2 separate regions of the Mus musculus genome follow, and region 1 is linked to region 2. The links are chromatin loops, found by intact Hi-C in ENCODE. Cell type or tissue: heart. All regions are shown on one strand. Links, peaks and the distances in the headings refer to the core of each region. The heading gives the core; the rest is flanking DNA.

The links. A loop is a pair of places that touch in the nucleus more often than their neighbours do. Peaks named below come from ENCODE experiments on the same cell type or tissue, not always from the same donor. Only the 100,000 strongest peaks of a DNase experiment are listed, where the experiment ranks them.
Region 1: a loop joins it to region 2, with 4 times the contacts of the local background. A loop is called at or near these places in 11 of 42 quality-filtered maps.

What each region holds. Positions count from the first base shown.
Region 1 is chr17:46,723,736-46,728,115 of GRCm38, reverse strand. Pex6 (peroxisomal biogenesis factor 6) reads right to left here. Exons shown (of 17, transcript NM_145488.2): 13 at 4,089-4,197; 14 at 3,609-3,725; 15 at 3,412-3,489; 16 at 3,152-3,291; 17 at 2,573-2,928. The coding sequence ends at 2,792. It overlaps Gnmt (glycine N-methyltransferase), which reads left to right. Exons shown (of 6, transcript NM_010321.1): 2 at 724-851; 3 at 1,400-1,510; 4 at 1,705-1,847; 5 at 1,934-2,055; 6 at 2,145-2,452. The coding sequence ends at 2,316. Among named protein-coding and RNA genes, the nearest start is that of Gnmt, 3.2 kb to the left of the region's middle. In heart, for the core only: a CTCF peak has its summit at 2,577 (motif pointing right); no DNase peak of the experiment used is centred there; H3K4me3 peaks cover 255 bases; H3K27ac peaks cover 370 bases; H3K27me3 peaks cover 66 bases.
Region 2 is chr17:46,523,301-46,527,680 of GRCm38, reverse strand. Cul9 (cullin 9) reads left to right here. Exons shown (of 41, transcript NM_001081335.2): 12 at 873-1,119; 13 at 1,197-1,302; 14 at 1,746-1,973; 15 at 2,235-2,325; 16 at 2,444-2,615; 17 at 4,320-4,380. Among named protein-coding and RNA genes, the nearest start is that of Cul9, 21 kb to the left of the region's middle. In heart, for the core only: a CTCF peak has its summit at 1,910 (motif pointing left); DNase peaks (open chromatin) are centred at 1,480 and 1,960; H3K27me3 peaks cover 1,707 bases.

The sequences.
Region 1 (4,380 bases), core at 169-4,168, 200 kb before region 2:
TTAATCCCAGCACTCAGGGAGTCCTAAATAGGTGGCTCTCTGTGAGTTCCAGGCCCTGCAGGGCTACATTAGGAGACCCTGTTTCTAATAAGAGGCAGCTGGGGAGATGGCACATGTTCTTACAGAGGACCCAAATTTGGTGCCCAGCACCCTCTCTGGGGTCTGCAGACACAAGGTATGCACATGATGCACATATTCAGGCACGACACATGAAATTAAATTTTGAAAAAAAATTTTTTTGAAACAGAGTCTCTCTTTGTAGCCCCAGCTGTCTTGGAACTCACTGTTTAAACCAGGCTAAAAAAAAAACAAAAAACAAAAAAAAAAAAACTCTCAAAAAATTTTTTTGCTACTTGATAAGGAAAATTCTTTTTTTTTTTTTTTTAAGATTTATTTATTATTATATGTAAGTACACTGTAGCTGTCTTCAGACACCAGAAGAGGGAGTCAGATCTTGTTACGGATGGTTGTGAGCCACCATGTGGTTGCTGGGATTTGAACTCTGGACCTTCAGAAGAGCAGTCGGGTGCTCTTACCCACTGAGCCATCTCACCAGCCCCCAGGAAAATTCTTAATGGGTCACTTGAGACCAGTAGAGATGGCCTGGGACAGGAAGCAGAGGAACGGACTCTGGAATGTTATGTCTGGGGAAATGTCACACACATTTGGCCTCCCAGGCTCCTCTGACTGGTCCTCTAGTCCCCCGTTTCTGACCTCATCCAGAGTGGACTCCATCATGCTGGTGGAAGAGGGCTTCAGCGTGATGAGCGTGGACGCCAGCGACAAGATGCTGAAATATGCGCTTAAGGAGCGCTGGAACCGGAGGAAAGAGCCATCCTTTGACAATTGGGGTAAGTCTGTCTGTCCAGGCCCCCCCAGACATGCACCTCCAGGGTCACTCTCTGCCCTGGCTCTCTCTTGCTGTGGAGCTGAATGGTTTTTCCTCAGGGCACGGTACAGTCCCTGTCAACTTCCTAAAAAGGAAGGCTTTGGCATCAGAGTAGGATTCCGGCTGGTAAGAGCAAGTTTGTTGTATTTATGGTGCTAGGCATTGAACTTGGGCATGCCAAGTAGACCCTTGATCACTGGGCTGCATTACCAGCGGTTTTTATGCTTTTCCCGTGTTGCCTGGCTTGGCTAAGCTAGATTTAAGTGATGCTCCTGTCTAACAGAGTCTAGAGGTGTACGTCAAGTCACTGGGCCCTACAGAGCTACTTTTAACTGTCTTATCACATCCTGTCTCTCCTCCCTACAAAAGCCCCTAAGTGGAGGGCTGGCTTTGCCAACTGTGGCTCTCTCCATCCCTAATGAGTCCCCATGTGTCTCTGGGAGGAGGTGGTTGCTTCTGTGCTGTGCTATAATTCTCGACTCCCCCCCCAACCCCTGCCCTGGCCTCCAGTCATTGAAGAAGCCAACTGGTTGACGCTGGACAAAGATGTGCTTTCAGGAGATGGCTTTGATGCTGTCATCTGCCTTGGGAACAGTTTTGCTCACTTGCCAGACTGCAAAGGTAAGCTGGTGGCCTTGGCTGTGGCTCTTGCCTTGAGCTCCCCCACGTCCGAAGATGGCTGGCCTGCTGCCCTGATAAGGCAGACCTGCATTTTGCCTGTCTTCTTTAGTGCTGGCACTTGGGAGGGAGACAGGGGCGGGAGGTGGTGCTGGAGGCCTAAGCAGATGGTGTCTGTGGCCCTGCCGGGAACCCAGGTGACCAGAGCGAGCACCGGCTGGCACTAAAGAACATTGCAAGCATGGTGCGGCCCGGGGGCCTGCTGGTGATCGACCACCGCAACTACGACTATATCCTCAGCACAGGCTGTGCGCCCCCGGGGAAGAACATCTACTATAAGGTTGGGCTGCCCCCCAATGGGAAGCGGGAGCTGGAGGGCCAGAAGCCCCGTGGTGGCTCAGGGAATGACGCAACCCATGCCCTCAGAGTGACCTGACCAAGGACATTACGACGTCAGTACTGACAGTCAACAACAAAGCCCACATGGTAACCCTGGACTACACAGTGCAGGTGCCAGGCACTGGCAGAGATGGCTCTCCTGGCTTCAGGTATGACGTGGTTTGGCAGGAGAGAGGTGGTGGTGGTGGGGAGACCTGAGGCCAGCAGCCCTCATATCTGGCTGGGGGCCCTGTTGCAGTAAGTTCCGGCTCTCTTACTACCCACACTGTTTGGCGTCTTTCACGGAGTTGGTGCGAGCAGCCTTTGGGGGCAGGTGCCAGCACAGCGTCCTGGGTGACTTCAAGCCCTACAAGCCTGGCCAGGCCTACGTTCCCTGCTACTTCATCCATGTGCTCAAGAAGACAGACTGAGTTTCTCCGGCTCCCAGAAGCCCATGCTCAGGCAATGGCCCCTACCCTAAGACCATCCCCTAATGCAGATATTGCATTTGGGTGCAGATGTGGGGGTCGGGCAAACGGAGTAAACAATACAGTCTGCATTCTCCAAGCCTGTGCCTGGTGTTTCTTCAGAAGTAACGTGTTTTTATGGTGTTCCCCCCCCCAATCCCCCCTCAAGACCTCAGCCTCCCATAACCTTGCCTTTTGCACCGCAACCTCTCACAAGACCAGTAGGAGGCAGTATACACTTTATTTTCTACTCCAGAACTAGTGTCTCCGCACAGGTCACAGGCTGCCAAGCCCCTAGCTGCCAGCCCTGCCTCTCCTCCTGAGCACTAGGGGCCCCCACTAGGGCTCACAAGGGATCTCTGGGAGGAGGCAGCCTTCAGGCGACAGGCGGGAGGTACCTTCAGTCAGGGGGCATAGGCAGAGGGCAGGCAGGCAGCTCCTAGCAGGCGGCAAACTTGCGTTGGATGCGCTTGTATCGCAACAGCTCCTGCTCACTGACTGAGGGCTGCAGCCGGGCTGCAGCCTGCAACAGGTCCTCCATGGTGAGCAGCAGTGCTGAGCTCCGCAGCTCTAGCCCTAAGGGGTGGAAAGGAAGACTAAGGCCAGAGCCCCAGCCCTAGCTGAAGTACAGAGGCTGCAGTCTATGCCTAGGTAGGAGAGCCACTCCCGGGGGGGGGGGGGGGGGACGGGACGGGACGACGACGACGACACCCCCTGCTCAGCCATTCCTCTGGAATTCAGGGCCAGGACTGTCTCCCTAGCTTTATGGTTCCCATCCAGGGCTGGCAGGTGGGCTCACCTTCCTCTAGGTCTCGAACCCTGCGTTTGAGGGCAGTCATCATGGCGTCAGAGCAGAGAGAATAGAGATCTGCACCAGTCAGCTGGGGTGGGCAGCAATCCAGCACGTTTGCCAGGCTCACAGAGGCCTCCAGCTTGAACCTATCACACCCACACCAGGGATGTTAAAGCTGGCCTCACCTCCTCCCTCAGAAGTCATGCTGACTCGCACACATCCCCTAACTGTCTAAGCCCCCACCCCAGCTCTCCGACTACGCATACTTCCGTGTGATGGCGCTCAGCACACGCAGCTGGGAGGCCCGGTCCTCACTCGCCCCTACAAACACCAGCTTGTCAAATCTTCAGAGAGACAGAGACAGGAAGTGTTAGGGCTGCCAACCATGAGAGGTGAAGGATGCCCAGGATAGAGGTTAAGGCGCAAAGGAGCCTTGTGGAGGGGAGAGGTCCAGGGTCCCCACCTGCCAGGCCGCAGAAGGGCAGGGTCCAGGAGGTCTGGTCTGTTGGTGGCTCCGATCACAAACACATCCTGGGTGCTGTGGAGCCCATCCAGCTCGGCTAGGAGCTGAGACACAACTCTGTACGGGAGGAAGGCGGCAAAGGTTGCAGAGTCCTTGCTGTGCCCTCAGGCCAGCTGCGCTTCTCTTGAAGACTGCTTCAGCAAGGTCCCTTGCTAAGCTCTGCCCCATGTCCCTGCCACACTGGTGAGCCTCCTCAAAGTTCCCCACTCCTTTTTAGCTTCCCTTCTAGCTCTGAACTAGAAGGGCAGGAACCTCTGTCTTAGAGGCCTGGGCTGGAGACTGATGTGACTCAAGATATATACACAGACATATATACATATACGCATATATACATATGTATATGTGTGTGCATATACACACACACACACATACACACACACACATATCTCACATCCCTCCCCAGACTCCAGAACCCCTGACCTGTCCATCACCCCTCCAGAATCTCCACTCCGTCCGCGGCTTGGAGCTAAGGAATCCAGTTCATCAAAGAAGATGATACAGGGAGCAGCAGCCCTGGCCCTGGCAAACACTGAGAAAGAGGCTCGCAGGAGAGTGGTGTCAAGGAGCTTCAAGTCAGGGGAGAAGGATGGCACATGTGCCCGACAGTTCCTCCCCGGCCATTGCCCACTGAGCTGACCAGGAGCAGCCACTGGGGAAGATGGTGTTGGGGAAGGGCCCGAGACTCGCTCGCTCTCCCCGCTCACTCACTCAC
Region 2 (4,380 bases), core at 202-4,201:
TTGCCTCAGTCTCCCAGGTGTTCACAGTACCTGTGTGCATCTTCATGGCATGCCTGATCTTTTTTTTTTTTTTCTTTTTGGTTTTTCGAGACAGGGTTTCTCTGTATAGCCCTGGCTGTCCTGGAACTTACTCTGTAGACCAGGCTGGCCTTGAACTCAGAAATCTACCTGCCTCTGCCTCCCGAGTGCTGGTTTTTTGTTTTTTTTTTTTTAAGATTCATTTATTTTATTTATATGAATACACTGTAGCTGTCAGACACACCAGAAGAGGGCATCAGATCTCATTACAGATGGTTGTGAGCTACCATGTGTTTGCTGGGAATTGAACTCAGGACTTCTGGAAGAGCAGTCAGTGCTCTTAACCACTGAGCCATCTCTCCAGCCCCTGGCATGCCTGATCTTAAGCAGAACTTGTTGACCAAAAGGAGGACTATCATCAATGTTATAAGATATTTTTATGTTTTAAAAAAATAGGGTAAAAATGCAGGCATATGGACGCGGACCACAATAAGCGGTATGCATCCTTGAGTCTGTGTGTCTGAAGCCTCACTCAGCAGTTTGGGGATGTTCCCATCACCACAGTACTGTGTACATAGCTAGCGTTTAATAGTGGGCGGTGACTGGGATGCCGTTAATGCAGCTTACACTGTAATTGCTTTCCAAGTAAAGTTAGGTCTACATTGGGGACCAGAAAAGAAAATTTCATATACTCTGATAAGCTATGATACAGACATCCTCAATGTGGAAAGGAGGTTTGCGGGGGGGGGGGGGGGGGAGGGCAGGGGGCAGCTTCTTTCTGGATGGCACTGTTTGTGGGTTTGACTGATCTACAAAATGCCTCTCGTTTTCCCTCTGGTGTGTCTGCCCGGCAGTACTGGAGACACCAAGCACCCAGGGTCAGGATGGGTCCCCCGAGTCGCTCATCCGGTCCCTGGTGGGTGACCTGTCAGCAGAACTCTTCCTTGACTTGGAACGCGTGCTGTGCCATGAAGGCAGCCCTCCAGCTGCCGTGAGGCCCCTCCTCAGGCGCCTCCAGCAGGAAACGCAGCCATTCCTCCTGTTGCTGCGGACTCTAGATGCCCCCGGGCCCAACAGAACTCTGCTGCTCACGATACTCAGGTAAAGAGTCTGTCCAGGCTCCGTGCACAGGGACTGAGCGACTGCTAGCGCTTTACATGTTTCCTTCCCTTCCCCAGGGTCATGACCCGACTGCTGGATCATCCTGAGACAATGGTCCTCCCCTGGCACGAGGTCTTGGAGCCCTGCCTCAACTGCCTGAATGGGCCAAGCAGTGACTCTGAGGTACCAGATTCCTAGCAGAAGTTGGGGCACCACCTGCCTAGGGAGGCTCTAGAGGCTCAGTGGATCTGTGTAGGTCTGAGGGTCTCAGGGCACTGTGGTCTCTGGAGGAAGGAGAGGAAGGCTGGTGTCACTCAGCAATCCAGACGGGCCTTGCTGTCTCCGAGCCAGGGTTTGTACATCATGGAGTGATGTCAGACAAAGGCTAGCCCTTGGGGTAGTTTGATCTTGGCAGGAAGAAGCCTGTGACACTACACCAGCTGCACCGCCAGCTGACTCTGAGTCCCAGCGCTTCCATTATACTGTTCCAGTCTCCTTGTTCCTCTCCTGGCCCTGCAGACCTCCTCAGTCCCTGCCATTCTTCTTCCTTCAGTGGACCCAGCCCTCGCCCTTACCCTCTCTGTCCTCTCTTTCCTGGAAACTCACCCGTGTGGCTCTGGGCTCAGGTTGTCCAGGAGGTGACCTGCTTCCTGCACCGCCTGGCTCTGATGCAGAAAGACTACGCAGTGGTGCTTTGCTGCCTGGGAGGTAAGGAAGCCCTCTCCAAAGTCCTGGACAAGCACTCCACTCAGCTCCTGCTGGCCTCTGAGCTGCGCCACCTGGTGGCCGAGTGTGAGAAGTACTCGCAGCTCTGCAGCAACCTCACCTCGAGCATCCTGGCAGGCTGCATCCAGGTGAGGAGGGGCTTGTAGGTGTGGAGCTGAGAGAAGACCAGAAACAAGGGGTGGGCTCTCCTTGTATCTGTCTCTGGGATCCCATGTGGCAGCAGTGGCAGCAAATCTGGGCTCCTGTCCCTAAGCTTCCCCCTGCCCTCCACGGTCCCATCAGGACTTGGTGAGAAGGGTTGAGCGTTCTGGTCCCTCTTGGCCTTCTTCCCTCTGTGCATGCTTCTGACCTTGTCCGCATCCCTTCCCTGCCCTGTGTTCTGGCTGCAGATGGTGCTGGGCCAGATTGAAGACCACAGGCGAACCTACAAGCCCATCACTATCCCCTTCTTTGATGTGTTCCTCAGGCATCTCTGCCAGGGTTAGTACCCTCAGCCATGTCCCTGGCTCCCACCCGCTCGGCACTTTCCTTCCCACTCTCTGACCTTTCCTTATCTCTGACCTTGCTGTGACCCCCGGCCCCTCCTCCTCTCCCCCAGGCTCCAGTGTGGAGGTGAAGGAGGACAGGTGCTGGGAGAAAGTGGAGGTGTCCTCGAACCCACACCGGGCCAGCAAGCTGACGGACCGCAACCCCAAGACCTACTGGGAGTCCAACGGCAGCACTGGCTCCCACTCCATCACCTTACACATGCACCGTGGTGTTCTTATTAGGTGCGAACCCATTTGTTTGCACATGTGCTCATACAAACTATCCTACTGTGCACCAATGTTATCTCCCGCAAAGCACCGTCCCACAATGCTCTTTGTAAACTCTGTCCTTGTAGGACATTTCAAACTCATTTGGTGCATGACTGGCACATTGGCCTGTCTGTGCTCGGCTGTGTGGACATCCCACTGTCTGAACCCAGTCACTGGCTCCTAACAGATCCACATACCACCATCTTGTGCTTAGAGAGCAACAGTCTGCTTACCTGCTCGTGCCGTGGGTGTTTGTTCAGTGCCAAGAATGCCACACACTGCACTAGGCTCTGAGGGAACAGGGACAGTCAGAGATGAGGAATTTGTAGTTGGGGAGCCAGGCTAGCGAGTCAGTCAAGAGAATCAGGCTTGATAGTGCATGTATATAATCTCATCACTCAGGGAGTTGAGGCAGGGGGATCAAGAATTCAAGCCCGGGCTCCATATTGATATCCTGTCTCAAAGTGGGGAATAAAAGAGGAAACAGAAATAAAACAGCTTGAAGCGAAAGCATCATGGTGCAGGCACAGTGACGTGGCTGTTGCCCCTCTCCCTGGAAAGCTGAGGCAGGAGGCTGTCTTGAACCCAGCCAAAGGCATTCAGGTCAATGTGAAGAGAAGAGCCTCCTGGGAGATAGAGGGCCAGGAGAGAGGGTTCCGGGGCCAACGAGGGTCAGAGAAGGCTTCCTTTCAGGAGCTGTTGGCTGAGCTGAAGCCTGAAGCTGAACTTAGCTCAGTAAAGAGAACTCAGTGGCACCCCAGGCAGAGGCAGCGTGCAGAAAGGAGAAACGGGATGCTGCAATGGGCGTTTTAAAATGCTGCTCAGGCGGAATGAAGGGGCGTCATGGCAGCAGGGGAGCAGCCAGGAGAGCAGGCACATTCAGACTGTAGCTCTGTGAGGAACTTCAAACCTTGTTCTGAAACTTGGGGATTCGTCCAGGGACTTTAAGAAACTAGTTTCTTTTTAGTTGTTACTCAGGTAACCCTGAAGATTAGGGCTGGAGGCCAGAATAAAGGGTGTTGGGAGGTGTGTGCGGTCTAGTCTGGAAGCTGAGGGTGCCTGGTGTGGTGGCACACGCCTTTGATCCCAGCACTTGGGAGGCAGAGGCAGGCGGATTTCTGAGTTCAAGGCCAGCCTGGTCTACAAAGTGAGTTCCAGGACAGCCAGGGCTACACACAGAAACCCTGTCTCAAAAAGTAAAAACATAAAAAAATAACAAAAGAGGGGCTGAGGGAGCAGAGCCGACTGTGAGAGGCTGAGGTGTAGAGCCTACAAGACTTGACATTGGTTGGTGAGGGAAGCTGTGACCAGGTAAGTGGCCTATTTCTTCCATGGGGGACAGAAATAGAAAGGGGGTGAGGTCCTGTGGACAGATGATTGTCCCCTGTTGTCACGCTGGCCTTGAGGAACCTCCTGGTCATGACATGGGAATGTCTATTACATGTACAGGATAGCATCAATTTGTTATTGAATCTAGGGGTTTAAGTAAAACCACTTAAAAATGTAAAGGGAAAGCTGGGGGTCTGGGGAAGATGGGCAGGAGAGGAGCAAGAGGAGGAAGAGGAGCAAGAGGAGGAAGAGGAGCAAGAGGAGGAAGAGGAGCAAGAGGAGGAAGAGGAGCAAGAGGAGGAAGAGGAAGTGGCCCTGGTTCTCACTGGCTTCCTTCTTTTTCCTCAGGCAGCTGACCCTGCTGGTGGCCAGTGAAGATTCAAGTTACATGCCAGCCAGGGTGGTGGTG